Linked DNA regions of Homo sapiens: region 2 is linked to region 1. Evidence: chromatin contacts called from ENCODE Hi-C or POLR2A ChIA-PET data. All regions are on one chromosome and are shown on one strand. The core of a region is the stretch at or near the end of the contact, and the rest is flanking DNA. Distances in the headings are between cores, read along the strand shown. Region 1 overlaps ACOXL (acyl-CoA oxidase like). Region 2 holds the start of ACOXL-AS1 (ACOXL antisense RNA 1).

What was found. Hi-C counts contacts between places; a loop is a spot of excess contacts on that map. ChIA-PET counts read pairs that join two places held with the same protein, here RNA polymerase II (POLR2A). Pooled maps may share reads with other maps.
Region 2: a loop to region 1 is called in a pooled map, with 6 times the contacts of the local background. The contact joins the promoter of ACOXL-AS1 here to the enhancer-like site in region 1. A Hi-C loop is called at or near these places in 2 of 168 maps with a recorded cell type or tissue (PC-3 and endothelial cell of umbilical vein), 6 of 37 single-sample maps with no recorded cell type and 6 of 50 pooled maps. POLR2A ChIA-PET finds 5 or more read pairs at or near these places in 6 of 52 experiments (MCF 10A, OCI-LY7, PC-3 and 3 more).

Annotation. Positions count from the first base shown.
Region 1 is chr2:111,070,337-111,074,435 of GRCh38, forward strand. All of the region lies in intron 16 of ACOXL (acyl-CoA oxidase like), which reads left to right. Among named protein-coding and RNA genes, the nearest start is that of ACOXL-AS1, 43 kb to the right of the region's middle. Within about 2 kb of position 1,600, at least 9 of the 41 ENCODE cell types and tissues checked have a DNase peak (open chromatin) inside an H3K27ac peak, as active enhancers do; they include OCI-LY7, PC-3 and endothelial cell of umbilical vein, where a contact is called at or near this core.
Region 2 is chr2:111,113,877-111,117,760 of GRCh38, forward strand. It overlaps ACOXL-AS1 (ACOXL antisense RNA 1), which reads right to left and starts at 1,712. Exons shown (of 4, transcript NR_122074.1): 1 at 1,644-1,712; 2 at 263-422. ACOXL (acyl-CoA oxidase like) reads left to right here. Exons shown (of 18, transcript NM_001142807.4): 18 at 3,740-3,884.

The DNA.
Region 1 (4,099 bases), core at 350-2,849:
AGCTCGTGTCTTTTACGGGAACATGGATGGAGCTGGAGACCATTATCCTTAACAAACTAATGCAAATACCAGAACAGAAAACCAAGTACCACATGCTCTCACTTATAAGTAGGAACACATGGACACATAGAGAGGAACAACAGACACTGGAGCCTACCTGAAAGTGGAGGCTAGGAGTAGGGAGAGGAACAGAATAACTACTGGATACTAAGCTTAGTACCTGGGTGATGAAATAATCTTTACAACAAACCCCTGTGACACAAGTTTACCTATATTACAAACCTGCACATGTACCCACGATCCTAAAATAAAAGTTAAAAAAAAAAGTCTTTGCTTACCTTCTCCAGAGCTTTCCTCTGTCTCCCTTTGTGCTTGTTGATTTTACTTCTTGTAGATGGGTTTTCTGTACTTTTCATTTCCCGCCAGTTGAAGCGGCCAGGATACAGCTATGTTTCATCTTTTCAGTAAGGCAGAAAATAGCATGTGCCTTGGGTCTGACTGTCTGTGGCCTGTTCCTGCTTTCCCTCGTGGCCTGTATGTTTGATCCATTTCACCAGCGCATGGCCCACCGTTGCCTAACTGTGATACTCAGCTCCCCAACCTCAGGAAGAGAAATAGTCACCCCTGCTTCAGAACATGGTGGTGAAGAGAGCCATCTTGGGCTACTCAAAATCCAAAGACTTAGAAGGAAAAGCTCAGATTCATTCTCAACCCTCCTCTCCCCAGAGCACTTGGCTACCAGAAAGATCCAGCTGCCACTGCCTGTCACCTTTCTAAAGAAGCATAGTTTTTAAGACACAAGACTATTGAGCAGGTTGGATTTTAAAAATTGGGAAACATCTCCAAGCAGTTTGGAAGGAAAAGAGACTCTGATCTTGAATAACCTCCTCAGGGGATCAAAGAAAAAGACCCACTAAGATGAACATCCCCCCTCTTGCCCCATTCAGGTTAAGTATAAATAAGACTTGCCCACCTTGGGAGACCTGAGCTCACACCTGCTGCTGATGACATGGAGGAGACTGAGCAGGGGAGCCACAGGGATTAGAGATGGGCATTGTTCCAGTCTGGCCCAATTTTTATTCACTTTCCTATTGCAAGGAATGCCCTTAGAAATTGCAAAGCCATTGCATTTTGCTAATGCTAACAGAAATTCCTTAAACTAGGAGATTGTGCCACTGCCCATCAATTTTACAAGGCAATAATGCAGATCCCAAGTGGCTAAAGTCTGAGGCAGAAGGCAGAGCACTTCATCACAGTGAGAGAACTGGGTTGTTGCTGGGGGAAGCTGTTCTGATATCACGCTGGTATTACCATGCATTAATAAGCTTTGTTCATCTTCTCTGACACTGGAGGGCCAACCCTTTTGCTTCATCTTCCTGCTTATTATGCAGCTCAGGCCATGGAGATGGGCTGCCTGCTTGTCATAAATTGTAGGCAAACTCCCTTCGTTCTGTTGTTGGTCCCAGTGGGCTTGAGCTCCTGGGAACCAAGGCTTTCAGTTCCACAAATGCACACTGAGCCCTGATGCCAGGCTAGGCCCTGTGGGGAACTCCAAGATACATGAGCCACAGTTCCTGCCTTTGTGATCGTGTTGTGGTCAGGGAGAAAGTCACATGGCCTAATAATTATACCAACAGGCAGAATGTGTAACAGACAGGAAAACAAACAGCTGTGGGAACTCAGGAAGGGAAGGAGTAACTTTCAATGAAAGAACAGGGAGATCCTTGGACAAGGTTTCAGTACATAGACACTTAGAGAATGCAGCCGTTTCAGCCTGGAATTTGCCATAGCAAAGAAGAGGGAGCCCAGAAATAAGAAGATGACACACGAAATATATGTATATGTAACCAGAATAATTTAACCATCCTAAAATAATCCTTTATGCTATGGCTCCATAATTGTTCTCTCTCTCTTCCAGCAGCCCCTGGTAACCAATGATCTATTATTCTTCATCACTATAATTTTGTCTTTTTGACAAAATTCCATATAAATGTAATCATACAATCTGTAAACTTTTGATATGGACTTCATTCACTCCGCATGATGTCTTTGAGATTCAGCCAAGTGGTTGCATTCATCAACAGTGAATCATTTTCATTGCTGAGTACTGGTCCGTTGTGTGGATTAGCAGAGTTTGTTTTTCCATTCACCCTTTGAAGGACATTTGGGTTATGTCCAGTTTTTGACAATTGTGAGTAGAGCTGCTATAAGTATTCATGTACAGATTATTATGTGAACATAAATCTTCATTTCTCAAGGACCAAGTTTCTTACCTCAACATTGGCACTGCCAACCTTGACATCTGGGGCCAGATACTTTGTTGTGAGGGAACTGCCATGTGCATTGCAGAATGTTTAGTTTATCCCTGGCCCCTACTGATGCCAGTAGAACTCTGCCAATTGTGGCAATCAAAATGTCTGCAGACACTGACAAATGCAAATATCATCCACACCTGAGAACCACTGCTCTTGGTTAAATACCCAGGAATGAATTTACTGGATTATATGGCAAGCATATAACTTTAGAAGAAACTTTTTGTTCCTGATGTATGAGAGATCCAGTTACTCAGCATCCTAGCTGACACTCAGTATTGTGTATTTTTTATTTTTCCTATTCCAATAGATATATAGAGGCATCTTACTGTGGTTTTAGTTTGCATCTCCCCAGTAGCTGATGCTGTTGAAAATCTTTCGATGTGCTTGTTTGCCATATGTATCCCCTTTAGTGAAACTGATAAAATCATTTTCCCATTTTTAATTGGATAATTTGTTTTCCTACTGTTGAGCTTTGAGAGTTATTTATAGATTCTAAATACAAATTCTCTTTTGGATATGTGACTTTTGCAAATATCTTCTCCCATTGTATAGTATGTATTTTCATTTCCTTATCAGTGCCTTTTGCAGAGAAAAGTTTTTTATTTTGATGAAATCCAATTTATCCATTTTTCTCTTTCATGAGTTATGCTTTTGATGCCAAACCTAAGAACTCTTCGTTAAACCTCAAGTCATGAAGGTTTTATCTCATTATTTTTCTAAAAGTTTAAGAGTTTTTTTGTTTTACATTTAGATTTATAATTCATTTTGACCTGATTTGTCTGTAAGATGTGAAGTTTAGGTCAAGATATGCTTATCTTTTGACTATTGTGATATCAAATTGACTATTGTGATATCTGTTGAAAATACTATCCTTTCTTCATTCAATTCCTTTTGCATCTTTGTGAAAAAATATTTGGACATATTTGTGTAGAATTATTTCTGGATTTTTATATTTTGTTCCCATTGACCTACGTGTATATTTCTCAACCACACTATCTTCATTAGTATAACTTTATACTAAGCCTTAAAATCAAATAAGATAATTCCTCTGACTTTATTCATCTTTGGCAAATTGTTTTAGTGATTCTAGTTTCTTTTCTTTTACATGCAAATTTTAGAATCATTTTGTCTCTATCTACAGAAAATTCATTGGTGATTTTGATTGGAATTATAAAAAATCTATGGATCAGTTTGGGAAGAATTAACAAATGTACTATGTTGACTCTTCCGATCCATTTTATTAGTTCCTCTTTGATTTCTTTAATCCAGATTTTTTATTTCCAGCATAAGGATGATGTACATGTTTTTGTAGATTTATAACTAAATATTTCATTTTGGGGGAAGCTGTGGTAAAAAGGTATGTTGTTTTAAGTTTTGCTTTCTAGTTGTATGTTGCTAGTATTTAGAAATATAATCAATGTTTTAATGTATTGACCTTGTATCCTGTAACCTGCTAAGCTCGTTATTAGTTCTAGAGGATTTAGGGCATGTCGGGGGACATTTACTGTGTGTTGTTTTTTTTTTTTTCTATGTAAGCAAGCATGTTGTCTGTGAATAGCAACAGTTTTATTGTTTCCTTTCCAATTTCCATGGCTTTGTTTTCTTTTTCTTGCCTTGTTGCATTGGCTAGGATTTTCAGTATGTGATGAATAAGAGTGATGAGAATTGACATCCTTACTTTGTTCCAGATCTTAGGCAGAAAGTGTTCAGCCTTTTGCAACTAGATATGATATTCTCTACAGGGCTTTCTGTGTGTATGTGTGTTTTTCTCTTGTAATTGTCCT
Region 2 (3,884 bases), core at 462-2,961, 44 kb after region 1:
AAAATGAAGTCAACTGAAAAATAATGGACAGGAAATTACATTAATGGCTCACCAATATCTAACAATCCCTTAGAAAGTAAGAGTTGGCTGCATAGAGATTCTTTTTGGAAAGGAGGTGGAATTGATTCCTTATAGCAAGTAAGTTTATTTGTTGTTTTGCTTAGTCAGGTTAAAAATTTCTATTTCTGTGCATTAACCGGTGATAATGACTGATACTTATTCTGTGGGCAGGCAGCCTGGACAGTTCTTTGGCTAGTCTTACCTGGGATCACTCCTGTGGCTGCAGTCATCTGAGTTCAACAGGACTAGGATGTCCAAGATGGCCTCTCTCTCATATCTGGCAGTGGGTGCTGGCTGTTGGCCAAGGCACCTTGGTCCATCTCTACGTGGCCTTTTGTCCTCCAGCAGGCTAGACTGGGCTTCTGCACAGCAGGTATTCTCACGGTTATAGGAGAGTGATAATGGGGGATTCAAAGCTTCTTAAGGCCTAAACTCTGGAAATCACACAGTGACATGTTCCCCATATTCTACTGGCAAAGCAAGTCATAACTCAGCCCAGATTAAAGGGATGGAGAAAAAGACTCTACCAAGGTAGCCAGACGAAAGGGGCTAATGAAGGGACATTTCAAGTTTGGGTAAGGGATTTTTCACAAAAAACAGCATGTGGTCATCTTATGCTGAGAACAGGGGTGAGACATATGGGAAGAGGCAGGAAAACCTTCTGCATGGAGTCCTAGGAATAGCTGGGGTGTCCCTCCAAGTGTACTGGGCACTTCCCACCCTGAACATCTATTATAGGACTAACACCATGCCATGCTGGGAAAATATGGTTTGTTCAGAGGACTGCAAAGCTTAGTCACTGCCCATCCTTGGCCATCCTACTCTCCCAACTGAAATAAGGAAACTGTAGGGAGAGTCAAAAAGAGCAGAAAAATAAATTGAGTACTGCAACTAGATGGAGGTGGGAAGCCAAACTGATGTTACAATTTTTCCCTCACTCCCAAATATACATATTAATATAGTCAAACACAGTGTCATCCCTTGAGGGCTGAGTGCTTCTGCTTTCTTTAAAGCAGATATTCTCAAATTCCACTCACTGGCTATTTCCAGTGGACTGTACATTCTTATTGCTTGTAGAGCAATAGTGCCCATGTTTAGGTTTGACCTTAAAAAATGTTTTTGCAAGAACCTATAACTTGTTCATACTTTTTTATTTTTAAAGTATACCTATTCATTTGTCTTTTTCAAAAGCTGGTGAATTTTCTTTGTAAAGATATGGGTAAGCTTGAAGTACTTTGTCCAGCATAAATGGGTCATAAACTGGCAGGGCAGAGGACCCCTACACTATGTGCAATTTTTATGCTTATAGTATGGAAGCATGTTTGGTAACAAAACTAAACTTTAATAATACACTGCTTAGCCCCATATAAAAATACCCCCTGGTAATAAAAATACTGTAACTGTGTAATAATCAATGCTATATTATCTTCTCAAGTTTATTTTGTATTAAAGAGATCATATATTTTTAAAAATTTTTAAAACGCCTCAACAGCTTCACGATGTGAGACCTGTTCCTGTAGTGTGTACCATTAAACCTCTAAAGTCCAGAATTGTACCTAACACTGGGTAGGAATCCAGCATACCATTTGTGAGTGAAAGGATGGTAATTATTATTATCATCTTGACAGCCAGGAACAGAGGTGGGTGGGTACCTGGAATCAGAGTCAAACAATAACTAAGAGTCAAACAATAACTAACAGGAATGATGCCGGATCCGTCCATTGAGACAATAATCATTCTGAGGTTTCTGTTGCAGTCTAGGAAAAATGGAGAAGGCTAGAAGGAGTATTTTAAACTGCTCCAGAACTTTAGATTTAGAAAGAATCTTGGCAGTCAACTCCTCTTCACAGCCAGTTCATTTTTCTTCTCTAGGGTGCCATTGGAGGGCACACTCCCTGAACACTTATGAGTGAAGAAACCCTCCTTTTCACCAGCCATTGGGTTCCTTTTCAAGTTTATTTTTTTAAAATTTTCTTTATATTGAAATCTGCCTCATTTAATTCCTACCTCTGGCCCTACGTTCTGTTTTTGGCACCAGATAGATAAAACCCATACTCTATTTTACACTCATTCAAATCATTGTATTTCCCCCACCGGTGAATATATTACCAAAGTTGGTTGAGTTTCATAATGCAAACCCAAAGGGAAAATTATCTTGAATAATCATATGACAATATGTGGAAAGTTTAGGGGCTGTGTACGCCACCTCATGGTTTTGAACTGTGTGGTTAAAGACGTTGAGAGTTGACAGATTAGTCAGGGATTTTTCAAGAGTATTAATTACAAACTTTGAAATCTTGGTCAGTGAAAGTTCATTTTAGTGCATCTTGCAAATACGATCAAAGGTCTTTTCAGTACTGATTTGATGATGCTTAACCACAGTGTGTGAAGAATGAAGTTTTTCATTAGAAATTACTGGTGTAATAGAGCACATTTTCAGGGAAGATGTATTGTTGGACTATTACAATTCATGCTCTTCCCCCACCATATCCCTACCCTCTATATTCCCCATCCCCTATTTCCTCCACCTTCCTCCTTGGGACCTCACTGAAAACCTGAAATGCTCTGAAAACCTGAAATGGCGTTTTGGACTGCTGCAAGGGAAACTGTGATCTTAACAACATCAGTGCGGCTCAGACATGACCACCATGTGAGGGCAAAGGTGGGGCTGGTGTAAGTGATGTTGTTAAACCTGTAAAAATAAACCATGAAAACCTGGGGATTTACTGTGATTTGGGGAGTGAAACAAATTTACCACTGGCCGAAAACTTGAAAAATGGAGTACAATGTGTAGATCAGAAGAAAAGAAAGCCGTCCCTCTGCCCTTGTGTAGTTTTAGAAAAACAATCTTATTAGTTTGGTAGCTTTTTTTCCTGAAAATAAAAAAAAAAATACATTGGCACCTAAGCCATGGAAAATGAAATAAAAATACACCAGTGCAGCTTCCAAAACACTGACTTGCATCTCCCTCTCCTATCCGCCGGGAATGTCTTATCCCTGCCTTCCAGTGGCTGCCAGAACCAAGGGCATCCGCGGCGTTCCTTGGCATTGGCGTTAACAGCAGATGGATTTTCCGCAGCGGCCAGGCGGAAGATGCCTAGCATTGGTCCGCCGTCTCACTGTACTGAATTTCAAGAATCATGGCCTACTGCCAGCCAGGTCAGGACCGAAGGCGCTAGTCTGGGGAGACTGGAGCAGGTCTCTAGTGGTTCACCTGTTCGGAGGCTCTTCCTGTTCAGTTCCCTCTGCGCGCCAGAGGGTGGCACCCCAGGCACTCCAGAGGTGGAGAGGAGGGGACGACAGGGGAGGCAAAGAGAGAGGAGCGGAGGGAAGGACCAGGGAGGAAGGACCAAGGAGGGAGCTTTAATAAATTCTCAGACCTTGGTCTCGAGTTCCCGGCTAATTTGGGGGCAAAGCCGACCGACCCCACGTCCACGCCCACCCCCTTACGGGAAAAGCCGGGGTTTCCACTGGGCTAGGTGTCAGAGTTGGGAATGTCTAAAACAAAAAAGGCTTCCGAGGGTTATTCATGGCCAACAGTTTCCACAGGAGAATCCAAAGGGAAACTAGTTTCCGGGGCCGCTGTGTGTGCGGGTGCTTGGTGGGCTGAAAGCTGCTGTCACTAGATGGCTGTAAGTGTGCCAACATCTGACCTGTCCCATTGTGTTGTGTTTTGCAGTTGCTGGATTTGTGCGACTCGGTGAAGGATGATGCCCGGAGGGTGATCTCGACCTTTAACATTCCACACACCTACCTCCACGCACCAATCGCCGGAATCTCCAACCCGCGGGCCGCGTGGGCTTTCTACCCTGCACCGCTGCAGC